2 separate regions of the Homo sapiens genome follow, and region 2 is linked to region 1. Evidence: chromatin loops called from intact Hi-C (ENCODE). Cell type or tissue: PC-3. All regions are shown on one strand. Links, peaks and the distances in the headings refer to the core of each region. The heading gives the core; the rest is flanking DNA. Region 1 overlaps ASB7 (ankyrin repeat and SOCS box containing 7). Region 2 overlaps LOC105371024 (a long non-coding RNA gene).

Evidence for each region. Peaks named below come from ENCODE experiments on the same cell type or tissue, not always from the same donor. Only the 100,000 strongest peaks of a DNase experiment are listed, where the experiment ranks them.
Region 2: it touches region 1 in a loop (4-fold over the local background); 3 of 110 quality-filtered maps call a loop at or near these places.

What each region holds. Positions count from the first base shown.
Region 1 is chr15:100,621,435-100,633,413 of GRCh38, forward strand. It overlaps ASB7 (ankyrin repeat and SOCS box containing 7), which reads left to right. Exons shown (of 6, transcript NM_198243.3): 5 at 8,003-8,608. Among named protein-coding and RNA genes, the nearest start is that of ASB7, 25 kb to the left of the region's middle. RefSeq lists an enhancer at 10,636-11,135. In PC-3, for the core only: CTCF peaks have their summits at 6,560 (motif pointing right) and 6,761; a DNase peak (open chromatin) is centred at 6,547; H3K27ac peaks cover 3,165 bases.
Region 2 is chr15:100,716,163-100,728,141 of GRCh38, forward strand. LOC105371024 (a long non-coding RNA gene) reads left to right here. Exons shown (of 5, transcript XR_932726.3): 1 at 1-209. Among named protein-coding and RNA genes, the nearest start is that of ASB7, 120 kb to the left of the region's middle. RefSeq lists an enhancer at 5,637-6,836. In PC-3, for the core only: no CTCF peak of the experiment used is centred there; DNase peaks (open chromatin) are centred at 4,979, 5,839, 6,109 and 7,289; H3K4me3 peaks cover 924 bases; H3K27ac peaks cover 6,619 bases.

The sequences.
Region 1 (11,979 bases), core at 1,703-9,702:
TGTATAATTTTTTAAAAATGTGTAGAAGAAAAGCTGAAAGTCTATCATTGGCAGTAGTTATTAGGAAATGCTATTCTTTTACCTTTGAGTACTTTTGCCACAGACAGTGTAAATGTATTTTTATCATCATTTCATCTTTTAAAATAAAAGACAATAATTGTGAAATTAAATTGTTGGGCTTATAACATGTAAAGATGAAATATATGACAGTAATTGCACAAAGAAAGGAGCTATATTGAAACAGTTTCTGTATACTTCTAGAATCCAGTAATCCCAAAGTAAAAACAAGAATGAAATAATAAACAGAATAATTGAAATCAGTGGAATTGAAAATGGGCAAATGATAGAGAAGATAGATGGAACTAAAAAACAAATAAGGATTCTTTGAAAAGATCAATAAAATTGATGAATCTTTGTCTAGAATGGTGAAAAAAAGAAAACAGGAGAAAAGATACATAACCAATATCAAGAGTGGAAGAGAGATTCTCTGTAGTATTGGAAATCCTAGCCAGAGCAGTCAAGCAAGAGAAAGGAATAAAAGGCATTCAAATTGGAAAAGAGAAAGTCAAATTGTTCCTCTTTGCTGATGATATGATCTTATATTTAGAAAAACCTAAAGACTTTACCCAAAAAACTCTTAGATTGGATAAATCAGTACAGTTGTAGGATACAAAATCAACATACAAAAATCAGTAGCATTTCTATATACCAGTAATGAAACAGGCAAAAAAAGAAATCATGAAGGTATCTCATTTATAATAGCTACAAAAAGAAAAAAGAAAAAAAACCCAACAACCTAGGAATAAATTTAACCAAGAAGATGAGAGATCTCTACAAGGAAAACTACAAAGCACTGATGAAACAAATCGAAGAGGACACAAACAAATGGAAAGACATCCCATGCTCATGGATTGGAAGAATTAATATTGTTAAAATGACTCTTCTATCCAAGGCAATTGGTAGATTCAATGCAACTGCTATCAAAACACCAACATCAGTTTTTCAAAGTTAGAAAAAACAATCCTAAAATTCATATGGAACCAAAAAAGAGCCCAAATAGCTGAAGCAATCCTGAGCAAAAGGGACAAAGCTGGAGGCATCACACTACCGGACTTCAAAATATACTACAAGGCTCTAGTAACCAAAACAGCATGGTATTGACCTAAAAACAGACACAGACCAATGGAACAGAGAATCCAGAAATCTACGTATTTTTAGTAAACTGATTTTCGACAAAGATAACAAGAACATACTTTGAGGAAAGGACACCCTCTTCAGGCTGGGAAAACTGGATATCCATGTGCAGAAGAATAAAACCAGACCCCTGTCTCTCACCATATGCAAAACAACATAAGATGGATTAAAAACATAAACATAAGACCTGGAACGTCACATCTACTGGAAGAAAACAGGAAAAACACTTCAGGACATTGCTTTAGGCAGAGATTTTATGGCTAAGACCTCAGAAACACAGACAACTAAAACATAGGCAAATGGGACTATATTTTAGAAACTGAAAAACCTTTATACAGCAAAAGAAACAATTAATAGAATGAAGAGACAGCCTGTTGAATGGGAGAAAATATTTGCAAACTGGCATCTGACAAGGGACATTGTAATATCCAGAATATACAAGGAACTCAACAGTAAAAACAACAAATAATCCCATTAAAAAGTGGGCAGGTCAGGCGTGGTGGCTCACACCTGTAATCCCAGCACTTTGGGAGGCTGAGGTGGGTGGATCACCTGAGGCCAGGAGTTCAAGACCAGCTTGGCCAACATGGTAAAACCCCATCTCTACTAAAAATACAAAAATTAGCTGGGCCCACGTGGTGGTGGATGCCTGTAATCCCAGCTACTTGGGAGGCTGAGGCAGGAGAATCGCTTGAACCTGGGAGGCAGAGGTTGCAGGTAGCCGAGATCATGCCACTGCACTGCAGCCTGGGCAACAAGAGCGAAATTACATCTCAAAAAAACAAAAGTGAGCAAAGGACACAAATAGACATTTCTCGAAAGAAGACATGCAGATGTCCAGCAGGCATGTGAAAAATTGCTCAACATCATTAATCATCAGGGAAATGCAAATCAAAACCACAATGAGATATCTTATCCCAGTTGTAATGGCTACTGTTAAAAAGACAAAAAATAACAGATGCCAGCAAAGAGGCAGAGAAAAGAAAACTCTTAATACGGTGTTGGTGGGACTGTCAATTAGTATAACCACTGTGGAAAACTGGACATTTCTCAAATAAACTAAAAATAGAAATACTATGTAATCCAGCAGTCAAAGAAAACTCTTAATACGGCATCGGTGGGACTGTAAATTAGTACAACCTCTGTGGAAAACTGGACATTTCTCAAATAAACTAAAAATAGAAATACTATATAATCCAGCAGTCCCACTACTGAGTATCCAAAAGAAAAGAAATCAGTATATCAAAGGAATACCTGCACTTGTGTGTTTATTACAGCACTATTCACAATAGCAAAGATTTGGAATCAACCTAAGTGTCCATTGTGGTATATATACACACAATAGAATACAATTTGGCCATAAAAAATGAGATCATTTGCAGCCACATAGATGACGAGGTCATCATGTGAGGTGAAATAAGTCAAGCACAGAAAGACAAATATCATGTTCTCACTCATGTGGAAGCTAAAAAAAGTTGGCCTCTCGATAGTAGAGAATAGAAGATAGAAAACAGAGGCTGGGAAGGGTATGTTGGTGGTAGGAGGAGATAAAGAGAGGTTGGTTAATGGGTTCCATTTGTTAGAAGAAAGAAGTTCTGACGTTCAATAGCAGAATAGGGTGACTATAGTTAACAACAATGTATTATGTATCTCAGAGTAGCTGCAAGAGAAGACTTGAAATGTTCTCAGCTCATAGAAGTGATAAATGCTCAAGGTGATGATGGATAACGCAGATACCCTGACTTGATCGTTACACATTCTGTGCATGTAATAGATACTCACATATACCCAGTAAACATGTAAAATATCACATACCAATAAAAAATTTAAAAAGAGTGGAAGGGATATGTCACTACAGATCCTCTAGACATCAAAAAGATTAGGAGTATAATGGGCACCTTTGTGCCATTAGGAAAAATGGACAGATTTCCTGATGCACAAAACTGATGCTAAAACTGACCCAAGGAAAAAATAGATTAATAGCCTTATATCAATTTAAGAAGTCTAGCTCATAACTAAAACTTTTCACTGAGAAGACTTTAGGTCCAGCTGGCTTCTCATTGAATTATTTCAGATATTAAAGGACGTAAATAAGGATTCTACACAAATTTTTTGACAGAGGAGGGAACACTTCCAAGCTTGTTGTATGAGGCTTGTGTAGCCCTGATACAGACCAAACAAAGACCTTGGAAGAAAACTATAAGCCAATATTTTTCATGACAATAGATACCAAAATTCCTAACGAAATATTGGCAAATCCAGTCTATTGGTGTATAAAAAAAAATATTATGCCCAAGTAGTATTTACTCCAGGAGTACAATATTTGTTTAACATCTGAAAATCAATAGGCTGAGTAATTTGTCACATTAGAATAAAACATAAATACCTAACAATCATTTCAGTAGATTCAGAAAATGGAACAGTCTTAAATACCTTCATGAGAAAGATGGGAAACCAGAAGCAGAAGGTGATTTCCAAAGCAATGAAAAGCTACAGCTTCCCGGGTGGTGAACTACTGAATTCTTTCCTTTTAAGATCAGGAACCAAGGGAAGGGTCTGTGCTTTTGCCACTTTATTCAGCATCCTACTGTATGTTCTAACCAGTGGAATGAGGGCAGAGCAGTAATCAAGGGTCATGAATTGGAAAGAAAGAAGTCAAACTGTATTTGCAGAGAACATAATTGTGCATGTAGACCCTGGCAAGAAAACTACAAATGTGTTCTAGAACTAAAAGTGATTTTGGGTAGGTTATAGAATACACAAGTCAGTGTATAAAAATCAATTTTATTTCTATCAGCAGTCATCATTTGGAAAATGGAATTTTAGCTCATTATAATAGCAACAAAGTTTAAAATATTTAATAATAAATTTAACAAAAGATATGCATGACGTATATAAGCTATAAAACATTGCTGAAGAGAATTAAGACCTATATAGAGAACTATCCCATGTTTATGGTTTGGAAGAATCAATATTGTTTGGATCATTTTGGAGAGATTGCCATCCTTAGAGTCAGTGGCGTTCTAATCAGAATTCCAGCAGGCTTGTTTGAGGACTTGACAAGCTGATTCTAAAATTTATTATCCCAAATATTAATAATTTTAAAGAAGGCTAGAGAACTTAAGCTACCTGCTATTAAAACTTACTATAAGCTACAGTAGTCAAGACAGTGTGGGATTGGTGTATGGAGAGACTTTTAGGTCAATGGAACAAAACAGAATTAAGAAATAGAGCGACACTTTTATGGTAAATTGATTTTCAGCAGTGACACTAGGGTAAATCATTAAGAGTCCTTTTAACAAATTGTGCTGGAACAAGTAGATATCTTTGTGGGGAGTACTGAACCTTGAACTTACGTTATACCACACAGAAAAATTAATTATGGGCTATTGATCTAAATGTGAGAGTTAAAAGTGCAAAATTCCTAGAAGAAAAAAAATCTTTGTGACAATGCATTGAGCAAAGATTTTTAAAATAGGATACAAAACTACAAACTGTAAAATAAATAATGGGCTTCATCAAAATTAAGAGTTTTGCTCTTCAAAACATAATACAGAAAATGAAAAAGCACGCAACAAACTAGGAGAAAATATTTACAAGACACATCTGACAAAAGGCTTGTATCCAGAATATACACAGAATTTGTACAACTCATTAATGAGGAGACAACCAATAAAAATGGATAAAGGAGGTGAACAGACAATTCACAAAACAGTATATGAATACGTTCAGTATAACTAGTTATTAGGGAAATAGAAATTAAAAGCACAATAAGCCACGATTTTACCTCTCTAGAATGAGTGAAATTAAAATGACTAATGATACCAAGATGTAGAACAATCTGAACTCATCCATTGCTGATGAGAATGTAAGATGGTGTAGCCATTTAAAAAGGAACTTAGGAAAGTTTCATGTGCATTTCACATACGACCCAGCAAGTCTCTCGTGGGTATTGAACCCAAGTGAGATGAAAACACTCTGTCCCCCTCTCCTTCTCTCTCTGTCTCTCTCTCTCTCTGTCTGTCTCTCTCTCATATATTAATTCATGATAGTGTTATTCAAATAGGCTCAAATTGGTAAGAACTGAAATGCCCATCTTCTCATCAATTGATTAAAAAAACTATATAGTATACAGTACTATCCAGCAATACAAAAGAGTGAACTGTCGATACAACATGGAAGTATGGCGGAAACATCATGCAAAGTGAAGTAAGTCAAACACAGAAGTCTACATATGATTCTATTAATATGAATTTCCAGAAATGACAAAACTTTTTTGACCAGTGGTTTGCCTGGGACCCAGAGTCTGGGAAGGGCTAAAGAGAGATGAAGGAACTTTTTGAGATGATGGAATGTTCTATATTTTAAATAGGGTGGTGGGTTATATACTCGTATACAGTTATCAAAGCTCATCATCTGTACCCTTAAAGTGAATGCATTTTACCTCAATAAAGCTGTTAGAAAAAAAAAAATCCCCTCATATTCATAGGTAATGTTTCTTTGCTTCTGTTTATATACATTAAATTTTTTTCTCGTAAATTTAAATGAACTTGTTGAGATTATGCTACAGCTTATTTAAAATAAGTTCCACCTGGGGAGAAAATGTTTGCTAAGGGGACAAAGTAATAAGTTCAGTGGGGTTGCTGTTTTAGATGAAATGTTTAGGGAAGGCTTTTCTTTTTTTGATAAAAGGACATTTGAGTGGATACAGAGTGACATGAGTTCACTTAATGTTTTCACGTCTTGTCCATTTCTTACTGAATTTCTGTCTAGGCGTTTTGTAGTTTATGTTGCTATTACAAATGAGATATTTTTCTTACCTTATTTCATGGGCTAATAATCTTTAAATTACATTTGTTTGCATTTTCATTGCTTCTAATCTCCCATTTGATTTTAACAGAGACTATGCAGGTCATTGTTGTGTGTGTTAATCTCTGTTTTTCCTTAGCTCAGTGTAGCTTCAAAATGTACATAGAACCTGAAAGAGACCTGAAATGGAAACCAAAGATGCAAGTGCAGTGTTTTGTAACATAATTTTAATTTTACTGTCAAATAGAACGAGTATAGGATACAAATAAGGATGGTGGCTGAAGGGTGGGAGAAGTGAAAAGAAGGTATTCTTAAATTTCACTTGCAGATTAAGAGGGAATGTCTGCCAGCAGTTGACTGGCCAGGTATAGATTAGAAATGACCTCTGGCAAGATGTTTTGTTTCATTTGAATGGGAGGGCATCTTGTAGATTTCACGCCTGACTTTGAACTTCTGGTAAGCGATGCACCTGGAACCGGCTTGAGTGACTTAAGGGCTCAGCAGTATCTGCCCGGTGGAAACATTAGTGTCATGCTCATGCCTTACCAGCAGATGGCAGCAAAATGCTGTGTTAAAATGTTCTTACCCTACTTAAATTTAAGTCCTGTGGTAAACAGATACTGTATATTTTTCTTTCAGTTAAGACCAAGGTAGATATAATGCCCTTATTTCCCCTAAATAGATACAACTAATACTACCATTGTGTACTGACACTTTACAGTAAATGTTTTTAGAAATCTACATGATATGGCTTACCTAAAAACATCTTATTTTGTATAGGTTTTGTTAGCAACTCCTTCACTGAAATACTTTCCACAGTATTGTTATTTTACATATAGTTTTCTGCCTCAGATTTTTCTAAGAGAACCATTTGTCATAATATGTTCTAGACCTAAATAACGTTTATTAAACAATACGTGAGTTTTCACTCACCTGTGGAGGCTGTGTGTGTGTATGTATGTGTAGGTGTGTGTGTAAAACATTAATGATTTTTTTCTTTTATTAACAAGCCAAAAATTAAGGTGACTTTTACAAGAGAGCATTTTCATCCTGGGTAGTTAGGTCTGATCAATTGATCTTTTACATGGAATTGCTGACTTCTAGGAGGTGCCCGGCATAACCAGTCCTCGTCCGTCTTCTGCCCCCAGCCAGGGATGCCATGGGGTGAACGCCATCAAGAACCAACCTTTGGCTTAATGAAAGATCTGAGGCCAGTGACAAAAGACTGTGACTTGAGTCACATAGCAGATAAATTATTATAGTTGTTTTTCCTTCCCCAGAGATCAGTCAATTAGGAGAGGTTTTTGGAACTGTTTTAGAAAATATTTTTACAATGCTGAGGTTATTCACATAATGCATTGCTTAATTCTTATAAACTCCAAAGTTCGTGTAAAACTAAGAATTCAGAATAGACTTCTATCTTGTGAAAAAACAATTTGTCAAGATTACTTGACATATATCTGAGATGCTTTGGAATTTTTACAGACCACAGAAAAACTTTTTTTTATTACTTAATATACCCTAAAACAACACGGTGTGCCAGAGCATAGTGTATCTGTAATTTAGAGCAGCAGATGTTGCTACACATGCTTCTCTTTAAGACCGAGAAGAAGCACAAGAGAAAATAAAACAAAAAGTTCAAAACAGAAGAGAAACATGAAACAGTGCAGAGATGAAGGAGTTGAGTAGCCAGAGGCAGTTGGTTAAATTAGCAAAGACAGGGGATGTGGTGATCTGTACTCCGTGTTTTTTGTGTATATCTTTTTAAACACTTTGTCTTTCTCCTTTCATTAACCCAGACGTGATAACATTCTACAAAATTTATTTTCCATTAAAACCAGACTTGAATTAAACTGAGGAAAAACGTACTTGATATTCATTACAGTGTTTGGTTGCTTCACATTTTATATGAGAATTGGCCACAGTTTGCTGTGCCATGGTAATGTTTGTTGTTTTGTCTTGGAGTCTGCTAATACTTTCATTTTGGTTTTAACTCCAGCTGATCCTACAGTTAAAGACTTAATCGGAGGCTTCACGGCTCTTCACTATGCAGCCATGCATGGCCGGGCCCGCATTGCACGCTTGATGTTAGAATCTGAATACAGGAGCGACATCATTAATGCAAAAAGCAATGACGGCTGGACTCCCCTCCATGTGGCTGCCCACTACGGCAGGGACTCATTTGTCCGGCTCCTCCTGGAGTTCAAGGCTGAGGTTGACCCACTCAGTGATAAAGGTACCACACCGCTTCAGCTCGCCATTATCCGAGAGAGGTCAAGCTGTGTGAAAATCCTCCTGGACCACAATGCCAACATCGACATTCAGAATGGTTTCCTGTTGCGATACGCCGTGATCAAAAGCAATCACTCTTATTGCCGAATGTTCCTTCAGAGAGGGGCAGACACAAACTTGGGTCGCTTAGAAGACGGACAGACTCCTTTACACTTATCTGCCCTTAGGGATGATGTGCTGTGTGCACGGATGTTATATAATTACGGAGCAGACACGAACACACGGAACTATGAAGGACAGACCCCATTGGCTGTTTCAATAAGTATTTCTGGAAGTAGTCGACCATGTTTGGATTTCTTACAAGAAGTCACAAGTATGTAATATAATTATTACTTTATTGCATTTTTTAAAAATTTGCATCTTCTGAGGAGCTTAATGTGTTTTTGCAACTTAAGATGACTAGATATTAATCATTCCTATAACCACTGCTTGGTAAGCGATGCCTCATTCTTCTGAAATAAAAAAAAAACTTTGACTGTATCACAAGATTTCATAAAAATTCAATTGTGTTTCTAAATGTAATAGGGGTAGACAGTAAGAGTGAGGGAAGGAATGGAGAGAAGGACAGAGAGGAGAATTTTTTTTAAATGAACAAAGATCTGTGTTAGAACAAGGCAATTCCTGTTGGTCATAAGGATAATCTTACCTGGCTTCCATTGACTGCAAGTTGAGGAGTTAGAGGGGGAATTTTGGATCTTAGATTCCTTACCTGTGAAAATATCCTAGAATTTGTGCTTTATTGCTAAGTTGTTCACGTTTTAATTGTGGCTTTTCTGCTTCATGAGAGCCCACATGAAATGGAGCAGTGGTGCTGTGTATTTAGGGATACCACTCGTGGAAGTTAAGGATGCTAGAAATTGTTGTAAGAAAATATTTGCAGTGGGAAGTTTGGCACCACTGTCCCTGGACCACATGGCTTCCATTGTATTTGAACGTTTTTGTGTGGGTGCTTTTTTTAAAGCCTGGAAGTGTCTGGCCCACTTTGTGTAGTAACGCGTGCGTCCTAGTTGTTCCTCTGATGGGGTATCAGCTTGTGTGTACTTAGCCATCCTCTCTTGTCAAGCTTCCACGTGACCAGTTGAATGTGTGTCTCATGCTTAATGTCCACCATGAAGCTAAAATCTGTAAACAAAATGGATTTTGCTGTCTGCTGAACTTTTTAATGAGTTCCTTTTTCCTCACTGGTTTTGAGCCTTCGGTCATTATTATACAAGAGGACATATTAACATCCTGGGTACCAGCTACTAGAGGGCAAGGGCTCTACCTGACCTGCTTGTAAGTAACCCACTCTACCCCTTGGAGCGGGCCTTTGGAGTACACATTTGCTTTATGAAGAAACAAAATGTAATTTGAATTTTGCAGATTCATGGAAGAAAAGATGCAATTATTATCACTAATGTTTTCAGACTAAAGCGTAAGAAAAAATCACACTGCTTAGTCTACTTAGTGCTGGCCAGTACCAGTTTCTGTGATGTTGGAAATGGTCTCTCCTTGCTGTCCAGTATAGTAGCCACTGGTCCCATGTGGCTGCTGAGCACCTATTAATGTGACCGTTGCCACTGAGGAACTGAAATTTCAATTTTATTTAATTGCGATTTAAGTTTAAATGGCCACAAGTGCCTGGTGGTTCCTTTGTTGGTCCACACAGATCTGCCTGCCTTGGGAGAGGTATCTGGGGCTGACTGGTGGGTGTTCCATTGCAGAAAGCTTCTGAGACACACAGAAGTCGCCACAGTTGGGAGACGTGATACCCGCAGTGCTGCAGTCCTGCTTGCCTTGTTGTTGTTCTCTCAACTTCTACATTAGAGACTTAGTTATGATGAGTGTGGCCGCCCTTAGGAAGGCATGTTATATACTCACTTAAATGCCTCAGCCCCCTTTTTTAAAATACTTTGTTCAGTGGTTAATGGCATAGACTAGAGCTAGACTGCAAGAGTTTGAGCCTTAACTCTATCCCATGTTAGCTGTGACCTTGGGCAGGTCGCCTAATCTCTCTGTGCCTTAGTGTCCTCACCTTCAAATTAAGATAATACAGGCTTGTTATGAGGATTAAATGAGTTAATATTTATAATGCACTTAACACTTAAAATGTTCTTGTTCTTTGTAATTGTTTTTCAAGGTGAAGTGTGTAACTAATAAAGTGAGGGGGGATTAACAGCGAGGACTGGCTTGCCACCAACAGAGCAAATCTTTAGATTCATATTCAACTCAAGCCTCCCAGTTTCAACCCTGTATACAACTGTCCAGAGTCTGTACATGGAGGCACGCAGCCACGTGGCCGAGAGGAGCCGCTGGGCAGGACAAGCACGTGGGCGGCTGCCGTGTGTCCCTGAGCCCTCAGAGCTGCCCCTAGCAGTGCTGTTGGACAGCAGGAATGTTGAGTTAAAGACTCACATGCACTTTAAAATTTGAGCAGATAGAAATGTCAGTGGGGACTGCCTCTGTCTGTGCTTAGGTTCTCCACTGTACGAGGAGCAGAGCTGTGCGCCTAGGAGGTCCTCAGTAGTCCTGGCAGTCTGGCTGACTGCGCACAGCGAGGGGTGGGGACTGAGGAAGCACAGGCTGCTTTCCTGAGTGCAGGGTCCTCCGTCTGTTAAGGCTCCAGTTGTCCTTTGTCTTCAGGTGCCTCAACATAATTTAGTATTTCTTGACTCTCCAGTGGTGTTTCCTGCCAAAAGCAAATTTGGTGTTTCTGCTTCACCTGTGTGTTCTTTGGCTCTAAATAGGTTTTCTTTTCCTGGTGAACAATATGGGCTAGAAGGAGCAGCTGTGGCTGATGCTCTGGACTGAGCTTTCTCATGAAAAGCAGCTTGAAAGAAGGTTGGTTGGTTCAGGGAGCACTAAATCAAAGCTGAGAGCTTCTTCTAGCCCGCGTGCTGTGGGCACCGCAGCCCCAGGCATCATGCTGTTGGCTTATGATTGGAGATCGCAGACTGCCGAGGTATAAGGACAGCAGAGGGGCCACATGGTGGTCTTCATTCAGGGACATTTTACTCTTCATCACACTGTTTTGCCTAGAAACAGATTATTTAAATTGGAAGAGACCAAAAAAATTATAATACCAGAATTTAAAAACTCCTCTGGCCTTTTGGAAAAATTGCCGTAAAAACTCTGATCTATATAGTGCAAAAAAAAAAAAAAAACAGAGCGCACCCGTGGCTTGGTAATAAACTAACATCTGCTTGTGACTTGTTAGTGCTGAGTAGGGGGAGAGGCCATGAAGAGCTGCTGTTGCTGTTCCCTACAGCCAGCCCGCTGTCCAGCATTCAGACCTCAGAACCTCCCCCTTCCAGGACGTCAGGAGCGCAGCAGGGCCCATCCATGGAGGAGCCACTTCTCTGTGCCCAGGAATGATAAACACAGCTAAGAGGAGCCATAGCACCTGCCTGAATAATGAGCGCCACCTGTGGGAGGAAAGCTGCGTCCTGCTTAGTTGGCAGTGTTTATAAGAAGCCAGTTTTTGGTTTTTTACTTGTAGCCAAAAAAAAAAAAAAAAGAATGGAATGAATAAATTAAAGAGAGAACAGTGAAGGTGTGACCGATGTCAAGTAGAAATGGTAGTGACGGCTGGGCGCAGTGGCTCATGCCTGTAATCCTAGCACTTTGGGAGGCTGAGGCGGGTGGGTCACCTGAGGTCAGGAGTTTGAGGCCAGCCTGGCCAACGTGGTGAAACCCCATCTCTAC
Region 2 (11,979 bases), core at 2,316-10,315, 95 kb after region 1:
TCCCTGCTTCTCAGCTCATGCCTCCAGCCTTCTGGACTCTAGGATCACATGTGGCTGCCCACCTCGGACAGGGTTGACTAGAGGTGAAGAGGTGCCATGCACTCCAGGAGAAGAGCTGACTGGATCCTATACTCAAAGAATGGGCCACGGATCCCTACCTGTCCACTGTTTGTTACTGGGCTGGGAAGCTGCAAGACCCGATGCTGGGGGTAAGAGTCTAGAAACATTTGAGCACTTTGACACTGACACGATGCCCAACAGGGATCCATAGACTTGACTTTCTGAGCCACTCGGGCAGAGATCAGTTCAGTAAGGACGTTCACCTCAGATGGCAGGGTAGGCACTGGGTTAGAAGAGGAGGCCTCAGAAATGCATTTTCCCTGAAGGTCTCTTCTGCCCCTTCCTCGATGAAATCCCATATTGAGGCGGTTCCAGGTTCTTATTCCAGCTCCGTCACCTGCTAGCCATGTGGCCTTGAGTGAGTTCCTGAGTGCTTTGGTTTCCCAACTGCTGGCTATCCTGAGAGTTAATTGAATTAACATAGAACCAGGCCTGGACAATAGTAAGCTGTGTACTAGTGTCTGTTCTTGTCATTCAGGAGCATGTCCAGCTCTGTCCCAGGCACTCAGAGGCACAAACTCTACTTGAGACGCAGGCCTTCACGTTGCCCTTTGGGAAGCAGGACGTGTATGCATTGGGACAGTGCTGTAGAGCAGGACCCAGCAGAGGAGGTGCTGCAGAAGGACGCATGGTTTGTGAGCCAGCATCCTTCTCTGTGACTCCTCAGAGGGGCCGAGAGAGAGAGATGGGCATCGGAGATGGATCAAGTTGGGAGTGTGCAACACAGTGTTGAAACTGGAGTAAATATGGTTTTTGAAGGGGACTAGAGGGAATTGGTCTCTTTGATGTGTGTGTTTCTATTAAGGAGCCTGGAAAAATATCAGATAGGGCCCAACTATGGAATTATAAATGCCAGGACTTTAGATCCCATAAGCAATGGGGTCAGGTGGAGGGCATATATGGTTTCAGTGACGTGAGCACAATGGTGATTAGGCAAATCATTAGCGGGTGAATTAGTGCTTAGCACGTAGTATGTGAATGAGCGAGTGAATGAATGAATGAATGAGTGAACTGATGCATTCATCAGAGCTCTTTGAGTTGTGAGTAAAATAATCCCTACTCAAACTGGTTTAAATAAAAATAAAGGTGGGGGGATTATTGGCCCCCATAACTGAAAGGTGCAGAAATAAGTGGATTTAGTGGCTCAAATAATGTCATCAAGACCCCCTCCCTCCCAGCTGGAGAGCGTCACATTTCCAGTAACTCCCAAGTCCTAAAATTTGGTCTTTTTGGCCTGGCTTGGGTCCTGTTCCCAAGGAAATGGAATAGGTTGTTTGGCTATACTTGAGTTGTCTTCCTGCTGTCAAGTAGCTGGGGGTACGGTCACCTTGGGCTAAGACAGGTGGAGAGTGGAGGAAGGTGAGTTGTCCATGGGGAAACCAGGAGCTATTGACAGGGGAGGAGGTGTTCTGGGAAAGCATGGATGCCAGCTCTGCATTGCAATGGGCACGCAGCTGGAGGCCACAAGGCCAGAGAGGTGCTGAAGGCTTGGATGAGCTTGGAGCTGGGGATGACAGCTTACTGAGCCACAAGGACTTTCCTGTCAAGTTATCTTGTAAAAGGCCAAAAGGTTTGAGATCAGACTGACCCAGGTTTTAGGGGTGGAGCCTCAAGGGTATCTTCTTGGTGGCAGGCCTGAAAGAAGGACTGGAGAAGGCTCAAGAATAAATGTGTGTACTTGTTTCATTGAGCTTTCCCCAGAGGGAAGAGGGAATGGACTAACAGCTCCATTTTGGTCCTGTTCCATGACAGACACCTCCTAGACTGCCAAGTGAGAGTGCCAAGGGGGCAGCTAGAATAAGAGTACGGGTGGTGAGGCAAGGTCTGGAGACATCCTGTTGGCATCCTCAGAGTACAGAAGGTATGTAAAAGCCATGAGGCTGAATGCGATCCTCTGAAAAGAGAGATGAGGAGGAGAAGGGACCCAGGGCCAAGGCAGCGCGCTGCAGTGTTGAACGTTGGTCAGACAGGGCGAGGCATGGGTGGAAAGTGCAGTTGCAGGAAGCTGAGTGGGTGACAGGCCTAGGAAGTCGGGAGGGGAAGGTATTAAAAAAGGAGGAGTGGACGGACGACTGTGACCAACGCCGATAGGGAGAAAAAAGTGTCTACTGGATTTGTGAACAAGGAAACATTGGTGGCCCTAATAAGGGAGCTTCCACGGAGCTAGGGGACAATAGTCAGGCTGGAGAGAGTTGAAGAGGTATGGATCGTGGAGGTGGGGAAATGGAGGCAGCGTGTAGACAGCCATTTTGGAGACCCTCTGTCGTGAAGGAGGGCAGAGAATGAGATGAAGAAATGGGGCGGAGGGTGTGGTTTTTTCAGGTAGAAGGTGCTGGAATCTGCATGTCCAAGGATGATCCAGTGTACAGGCTGAAGGCTATGGTGAGAGAGGGGAAGGGCCAGAGGGGCAGGCGCAGGATGCCACGAGATGAGGGCTGGGGTAGGAGAGCAGGTCACAGTTCCCAGGACTCAGACGTGCTTCCATGGGATGCAGGAAGTGAAGGGAGGTCCCTTCACTTCTAGTGTTTCACGCAGGAACCAGGAGGTGAGGGCAGCCCTGTGGGTGGACCAGGGGAGGAGACAGCATGAGATGGCCTCAGAGAGCAGAAAAGTCAACTCCAAGGAAGGGATTCGGGACCCTGAGCAATGCTGAGTGCCCCTGAGTCATGTTCTAATGGATGGAGGCAGAACCAGTCGTCCTGGTTGGGAGATTTTCTCTGGCAACAACAGCTATGTGGAGAAGGCAAATGGCTGCGTCCATTCAAGATTAGGGTCAGTCATGGGGGTATAGTACTCACAGTGCCAGGGTGGGCAGGTCAGTCATGGGGGTATAGTACTCACAGTGCCAGGGTGGGCAGGTCAGTCATGGGGGTATAGTACTCACAGTGCCAGGGTGGGCAGGTCAGTCATGGGGGTGTAGTACTCACAGTGCCAGGGTGGGCAGGTCAGTCATGGGGGTGTAGTACTCACAGTGCCAGGGTGGGCAGGTCAGTCATGGGGGTATAGTACTCACAGTGCCAGGGTGGGCAGGTCAGTCATGGGGGTGTAGTACTCACAGTGCCAGGGTGGGCAGGTCAGTCATGGGGGTGTAGTACTCACAGTGCCAGGGTGGGCAGGTCAGTCATGGGGGTATAGTACTCACAGTGCCAGGGTGGGCAGGTCAGTCATGGGGGTGTAGTACTCACAGTGCCAGGGTGGGCAGGTCAGTCATGGGGGTGTAGTACTCACAGTGCCAGGGTGGGCAGGTCAGTCATGGGGGTGTAGTAATCACAGTGCCAGGGTGGGCAGGTCAGTCATGGGGGTATAGTACTCACAGTGCCAGGGTGGGCAGGTCAGTCATGGGGGTATAGTACTCACAGTGCCAGGGTGGGCAGGTCAGTCATGGGGGTATAGTACTCACAGTGCCAGGGTGGGCAGGTCAGTCATGGGGGTATAGTACTCACAGTGCCAGGGTGGGCAGGTCAGTCATGGGGGTATAGTACTCACAGTGCCAGGGTGGGCAGGTCAGTCATGGGGGTATAGTACTCACAGTGCCAGGGTGGGCAGGTCAGTCATGGGGGTGTAGTACTCACAGTGCCAGGGTGGGCAGGTCAGTCATGGGGGTGTAGTACTCACAGTGCCAGGGTGGGCAGGTCAGTCATGGGGGTATAGTACTCACAGTGCCAGGGTGGGCAGGTCAGTCATGGGGGTATAGTACTCACAGTGCCAGGGTGGGCAGGTCAGTCATGGGGGTATAGTACTCACAGTGCCAGGGTGGGCAGGTCAGTCATGGGGGTGTAGTACTCACAGTGCCAGGGTGGGCAGGTCAGTCATGGGGGTATAGTACTCACAGTGCCAGGGTGGGCAGGTCAGTCATGGGGGTGTAGTACTCACAGTGCCAGGGTGGGCAGGTCAGTCATGGGGGTATAGTACTCACAGTGCCAGGGTGGGCAGGTCAGTCATGGGGGTGTAGTACTCACAGTGCCAGGGTGGGCAGGTCAGTCATGGGGGTATAGTACTCACAGTGCCAGGGTGGGGAGGTCAGTCATGGGGGTGTAGTACTCACAGTGCCAGGGTGGGGAGGGAGGTAAGGGTTACGATGATGGAGGAGGGTGTAAAGAAAGGGAGGGAGAAGGTGCTGAGGGTGGGGATGGGAGGACTGGGGAGAAAGTGGATTGCAGCCATGGGGACATTGAGTGGGTGAGCTGGGAGGACCCTGTGTGGCAGCCACAGAGGGGATACTGGAGATGGAGACCTTGGATGTGGGGAAGCTACTGGCAACAGCAGGGTGAGACCATGGGAGTGTTGGGGGCGGGGAGGAGGAGGACAGCTCAGGCGCTGGGGAGGTCAGGACCTGGCTCGCCATTGAGAGAGACAGTCTGCCATGTGGTGACAAGAGACGAAGCCAATGAGCAGCTCAAGTCTGCCCCGAAATGAAGGTTGATGGACCACAGCAGCGGGGAGAGGAAGCCAGTGGCCAGGAGGAATAGAGAGGTGTAGAAGCAGCCGTGGGACACTCCCAGCTTCCAACCCACCCCCAACTTTCTTACACCAGCAACCCTTCCCCTCCTTGAGAGGCTGCAGGGGAAGTGGGGCCCTCAGGGGAGGGGGCAGCCAGGTTCCCGCACAAGGAAGATTTAGAGAAGAGGTGGAGGAGATAGGAGAGTTCCAGAGAGCCTGGTGACGGGTTTGGGGTGGGGAGGGAATGAATGGGGAGTCAGGTCACATTAAGGAACAAATGAATGAGCTGCCAGTGAATGAACCGCAGCAGTGCCACGCTGGTTAACTGGGAAGAGGAAATGTCAGTGCTGTCATGCTGTACGCATTCCACACCATTGTTCATTGTTGCTATGCTGGTGCCAGCAGGGCGGTGGGCAGATGGGTCTTGTGTGTGTGTGTGTGTGTGTGTGTGTGTGTGTGTGGCGTGATGTGCCTCACCGGTGTACATTTCAGTTCTTGGTAATCCTGTTTTGAGTCTCACAGAATCTATTTCCTCAAGCCGTTTGTATCCTTATTTATGTAAGTGACTAATTCTTTCATGGGTAGAGCCAAGCTTTCTGTCTCAGTTACATAGAGATACTGAGACAAATTACTCATGAACATTCCAGAAAAGATGAGTATCTACAAATTATTGAGACAGTTTCAATATGTAAATAGTATTGTTGAATACGATTTCTCACAGTTATCCAAGTTAGATTGGATACGGTAAGTGGGTAATTCCAAGCTAGTTATCCCCTTTACACATGGCATAGTGCCCCATCGTTGGGTCTTCCCAGCCTGCCATGTCCACGTGGCCGGGATGCTCCCAGGAGCTGCTGGGGAAAGGAGGGCGGGCTGCAGGCTGTGTCTTGAAGGCTGAGAATTTAACGCCGCTGCCCTCGATGTGCCATAGCTTGTTGGTAGAGCAGTGTCCATTTGAAGGGAGGTAGCTCCTGAATTTACTTTATTTTTGCAATACCCTTCTGAGGAGCTAATTGGCCCTAATAAACCTTGCAGAACATAAGCCCTGCCCAAATGGGGAGAACCACCTGCTGTCAAGAGTCAGCCAGCTGCAGTATCAGCCCCTGAAGAGGACGAGCTAGCAGTGCTGATGTCAGGGAACTTTCCACTCCTCAAACCGACAGGAACAGGACCGTGAGCACAAAACGTGAACACGGACCAGAACGAGTTGGCATGCAGGACTAGGTTGCCTTGACGACTCTGAGTTCTGACAGGGAAATACAATGAGTTTTATGTGGACAGAGTTCCACGGTCTATTGCAAAATCAATGTGCTGTTTGAATGAATCATCACTTCCAACCATTGGTCATTGGTGTCTGAATCTTGATTGCAGATGAAGCACTGAGTCATGACTGTAAAATGCCACAGTATTTATGAAAACCAAGAAGGTTTTTTATTTATCCTGACTAGCTAAATCAAGGTAGGTCATCCTAATAATACTTGTCCACACAAGTGGCAACCCCTTGCCAAAGAAATGCAAACAGAAGCCTGGGATGTTTCCAGCTCTCCTTAACTTCCTTCCCCGACCTCCCTGACACCAGCCAATGGGTCCTTTAAGAAGTGTGAGAGAGCCAGTAGATGGTAGGCCCCCGCTTCAAACTCGCCATCTTGTCCCTTGATCCAGTGACTATACCTGGAATTTGGCCTCTAAGCGAGTGTTTCTTTTTGCACTTGGACTTCTTGAGAGATTACTCATTACTCAGGAGATAACACCAAAGCATTCTCAAAACCAATCTTTGGAACTGGCTTCCAGGATTATACATGCAGGATTAGTCATACAGAAAATCCTTAAAGATAGCAAATTTGGGTCCTTTGAGAGTGTATTTGGTTTGTGAAAACAAAGCCATTGGTAACCAAGCCAAAAGCAAACATGTGATTCTAACCCATGAATTCAGAATTTTTCAGGCAGCTGACCCTAAAGACACTTTTTTCAAACAGGTGACTCCTTTTCATTAATTCATTAATCAGTTGTTGAGATAGTGAAAGAAAAAAGAAACTGAAAGAAATCATCATTACCAGAAATACTTGGGTTCAAATTCTAGCTCTAAAACTTCTTAGCTGTGTAACTTTGGGCAAGTCACTTAACCCGTCTGGGCCATATCTGAAAATTTTCCCTAAGGGAAAAAAAAAACTAAGGTTATTGCTCTTCCTTTTTGCTGCTTCTCCTCCTCTGAGTTGAGGCTCCTTTCCTGATGGAACATTGCCTTCATTCCCCTCTTCTCCCTCTACCCAGGGGTGTATTGGTAAATTGGAACTCTGGGGAAAAAAGTCACAAAGCCCTGATCTGTGGCTTTTGCCAATTTCTGTGGTGTACATACTTCCACCATGGCTGACTTTAATTTCCCAACAGTTAAACAACAGGTTCACGAAGTTCTTAAATATTTAACAGCTGGGCCCTGTGGACCATGGGTGCTGGCTGCAGCATGTCACACTGCCTCTACCCTCTCCCCTTTCTCCTTTTTACTTTCCTGAGAGCATGGTGGATGTCGTCTGATATAATTTCCATCCATGTCTCTGCTTTTTATATTTAACCAGCTTCCAAAAATAGTTTCCTTACTTCCATTAGTTCTTAACCAGGGAGTGTGCTGGAATTCAGGTGGTCTGGTCACTGCCTCTCATCTTCCCGAATTCTTCTTGGCCATATCACCAGCAGGAATTTTCAAAGGGGACACAGCGCTCTTTGTTTTTTAAAGGGCTGTGCCAATTTGCCTTTGGGTTTCCTCATTCTATCAGAGTAGAGTGCTGATCTAGTACCTGTATAATTCTCCTTGGCAGAAGTGCTCAGGGCTTTTTTTTTTCTTTTCCTCATCTAATCGCATTCCACTTCTAACAGCCTGGATGAGTTGTGCAAACCCAAGAAATAAAGAAAAGAACAGGCAGTTCTGATATCGTCACAGGGCCACTTAATGACATGGGCATCAGAAGGAGAGAGTACCATCCACAGACATTCTCAAAGCAATGCGCCTGACGCATCAGAAGATCCTCCTTGTGGGGCCAGACTTAGGCATCAAAAACATCCATGTATTATGATCTCACTCTTGTGAGAAGGACCTCTCAGCACCCAAAGGTCAATAGTGATATTTACTGGGCACCTACTATGTCACAGACTATTTCATTTCGGCTCCCCCATAGCCCTAGGCAGGTGGAATCATTATTCTTGTTTTCTAGTGAGGGTATGTCACATGCCCAGGATTGGCAAAAGAGTGGGGCAATTGTCCTGCTCATAAGTCTTGGTGGGAGTGTATAAGTTAACATAATCCTCCAAAAGGCAATTTTGCCCTACATCTCAAAGTCTTAAAAATCTTCATCATGGCTGGGCATGGTGGCTCATGCCTGTAATCCCAGCACTTTGGGAGGCCAAGGCAGGTGGATCACTTAAGGTCAGGAGTTTAAGACCAGCCTGGTCAATGTGGTGAAACCTCATCTCTACGAAAAATACAAAAATTAGCTGGGTGTGGTGGCAGGCACCTGTAATCCCAGCTACTCAGGAGGCTGAGGCAGGAGAATCGCTTGAGTTCGGGAGGCGGAGGTTGCAGTGAGCCGAGATAGTGCCACTGCACTCCAGCCTGGGCAATAGAGTGAGACTCCATCTCAAAAAAAAAAAAATATTTATCATGTCACTTAATTGTGTTAGCCAGGATAAGCTCACTTCTGTAACAAACAACCCTCAAATCCTAGTGACAGAAGAAAGCAGGGGTTGGCAAACTCTCTGTATGGACTGGGGGGAAATACTTTTAGGCTTTGCAGGCCATACGGTCTTGCAACTCTCACCGCTGCTGTTGTCCTGTGAAAGCAGCCACAGATGGGATGTAAATGAACTGGCGTGACTGTGCTCCAATCAAACTTTATGTAAGGGCACTGAAATTTGAATTTCATATAATTTTCCTGTGTCACAAAATCCTATTCTTTAAATCCTTTTTTAAAACATAAAACCTGGCCGGGCGCGGTGGCTCACGCCTGTAATCCCAGCACTTTGGGAGGCTGAGGCGGGTGGATCACGATGTCAGGAATTCAAGACCAGCCTGATGAACATGATGAAACCCCGTCTCTACTAAAAATACAAAAATTATCCAAGCGTGGTGGCGCAGGCCTGAAATCCCAGCTACTTGGGAGGCTGAGGCAGGAGAATCGCTTGAACCTGGGAGGTGGAGGTTGCAGTGAGCTGAGATCGGGCCTCTGCACTCCAGCCTGGGCAACAGAGCAAGACTTTGTCTCAAAAAAAACAAAACAAACAAAAACAAACAAACAAAAAAACCCATAAAACCCATTTTGAGCTCACATACAAAAGTCCATACAAAAACAGGCAGGCGGCTGGATTTGGCCTGCAGTCTGCAGTTGGCTGACCCCTGGCTTAAAGCACTGGAATTTTCTTTTCACTGATGCAGTGGTCCCACATGGGGGATCCTGGCTGGGCTGGAAGGCTCTCCCAGGTGGCTCTTATTCAGTGGCAACCCAGGGAAGGGACCCGCGGTGCTTCTGTCCTGTGCCCTGCCCTCTCTAGTCCTCAGGGGCTTCCCTATTCAGCAGGCAGATGGAGAGAGGTCATGGAGTCTTGTGTGGGAGGTTTTCATGGATGGTTTGGAGGTGGCTCCCGTCATTTTCCCCACATTCCTTTGTTGGAAGTCAGACATGCAGCTGCTCTGAACTGAACAAGAGATGGGAAACAGAGTGTAGCAGTGTGCACAGGGAGACCCCGGAGCAGTGTGTTCACTGACCAAAGACCATGCCATGTTCACATGTATTTCCACGCTGTAGCATGACTACAAAGGTACAGGCGGGAAGCTAAGCTGGCCTGGAGGGACTTTGCAACAATGGCTGAGCCTGAGTGAATCACATGGACCTGAGCCCTGGGTGCCCCTCCACCTGTTCTTGGGCCTGGATCCTCAAGGTCATCACTGCAGTGCGTGGTACCATGCAGTGAACTCTGTAGAACGTTTCGGCCTCTTCTGTTGCACCTTGGGGACATAGCCACAGAGGCCAAGGCCACAGGTGGGCTGGAGACACTCCAGTGGCACAGGGCTGACCCCTTTGGACTGAGTAAACCCAGAGCTCCTGAAGTTTTGGGTTAAGGGGAATGGGATCGGGGGTGTGGGGAGCTGCTAACAGGGGCAAGTGGAGCCCCTGCTGAAGCAGCCATGCCTGGAGGCTGCCCCACAAGAACAGACAAGCTGCTTTCCACCAGCTTCTGTCAAGGGATGCTTGCAGAAGGAAGAGAAGCCAGGAGGGGCCAGAGGCAGCCTGGGACTCATGGTTGTTCCTAAAAGGGACATGAAACTTGACCTCCTAAATGAGGCCAGCCCAGAATGGATCAGAGGTCACAGATTTCTTGAAAGCAATCAGAGGGAAGTAGCCTATACCTGGTTCCATTTGGGCACTGTGGCCTCCCAGGCCTCCTGCGGACTCTAAGCTTGGGAAGTAGGCAGAGGGCAGGGTGGTCTATGTGGTCACTCCTCATGGCGTGGACCACCAGCCAGCCCCACCGCATCACCAGGACCCGCATGTAACCCTCCGGGGATGCCTGCTGCAGATGGGGCCCAGCTCGTGATACACTTGGGAGAGATTCATGGTTTACCAGGCCCCATGGGTGTTTTCAGGGGCTGGGTTGGGGTGGGGGTGGGTGGTGAGCAGTGAGAGAATACTCTCTCTCTAGGCGATGCCAGAACTTCCTTACAGGGAATACAGGAGCCTTAGGGATAGCAGGGCTCCAGTTTCCCAGCCCTCACTGACTCACCATGGGGCTCAGACAATTTGCTGAAACTCCTTACGTCTCAGTTTGCTCGTCGGTGGAATGCGGGCAGAAATGCCTCACTAGTGCACTGTGCATGTGCCCTGCCCACATATGCCCACCCTGAGTCCAACACACACTGGGCCTGCCCTAGTATGCATGGGCCTGCCGGGTGGCTGCCAAGGGTCAGGGCCTTGCAGGACACTCGAGATCCTGGGCTTGGGGCTGCAGTCTGGAATGCGGAGGAGGGCTGTGGTCCCCCAGGCTTCCTGGGGACTCTGAGCCTGGGGGAGAGTAGGAGGGTCTCTATGCTCCCTCCTCACTGCGTGGAGCAGCGGCTTTGCTGGGCTTCCTTCTACCATCCCCATTACCCTGATTTCATTCTTATCCCATTCCTTTCCTCCTGGGAAGGCCTGGAATGATGATATGTCCCAGTGCCATAGAGTAGCACGGATACCAGCACACACACAGAGTACTCGGCATGAACCCGGCTCTGTTCCACTGACGCTCACTTGTGGCACCCTCCCAGCATCCAATAAGGAACATACTGTGACTGCTGCCATTTTAAAGACGAGAAAAGCGAAGCACCTGAGAATGTCTCTTTTGACATCTAAAGAAACCAAGTAGAGAGAGATGAATGGACTCCCCCAAGGTCACACTGTGATAGCAAGAACAAGAATATTCTACCATTGAATGTAGGGCCTATTGTGTTATGGATTATGGAAAATTATATCTAATTTTCAAAACAACCCTGTGTCAGGGGCATTGTTCTCATTTTCTCAGTGGGGACACTGAGTCCCCACGGGGACTCGTGGTCAAGGACACACAACTGTAGATGGTGTGACCGGGATGACTCAGTCCTCACTCTGCAGCCACCGTTCCTAGCTGCTTCCGGGTGCTAAATATGCCAAGCCTGATTCTCTGTTTTCCAAGGGTGTCAGGGGACCAGGGCCAGGGCTGCCCTGGAAACTATACCCACCCCGGGGCTCCTTTGTCTCCCTCCAGCCCTGCCTGTTGCAGAGTTCAAAGCCCTCGCGTGGCTTCTGTGGACCTGCCCTGACGGCTCTCCCCTCGGAAGGAGAACCTGATTATCCCGGTGTTTCACAATGGAGATACCAAGTGCTTGACTTGCCCGCCCTCCCACGCTTCTGCTCCTCCGGGGCAGGCAGGAGAGTCTCAGCTCCCCGCTGCTCCCACTGCGGGGAAGACCAGCGTACTTCCAGAGTTTCCCAACTTCCCGGGATATCAGAGAGGGGTGGATGCAGGTGGCTTTGGAGGATTTTATTTACTAACTGCGTTTAAATTCATATGCCAGTGAGCACGGCCTGCTGGAATCTGAAGGCGTTTGGACGAGTTACATTCCTCCCTGGACCTCAGTCTCCCGTTTCATTCATAAAGAGAGAATGACATCTGACACGTAGGAGTAACAGGGTGTGCCTGGCAGGGGAGGTCAAGGGGATGGGAACACACTTAAATATCGACATGTGTAGAGGAGGGGGAAATGACTTCCTTCCACCCCGCTAAGTTTTTGGCTGGGATACAAATTAAGTTGACATAACACAGATAAACAAGAGAAAACCATTTTAATTACACATATATGCATGAGAATTCTACAAAATACAAGACTTCAGTAAGGGTCAGAGAATTGAACCTTAT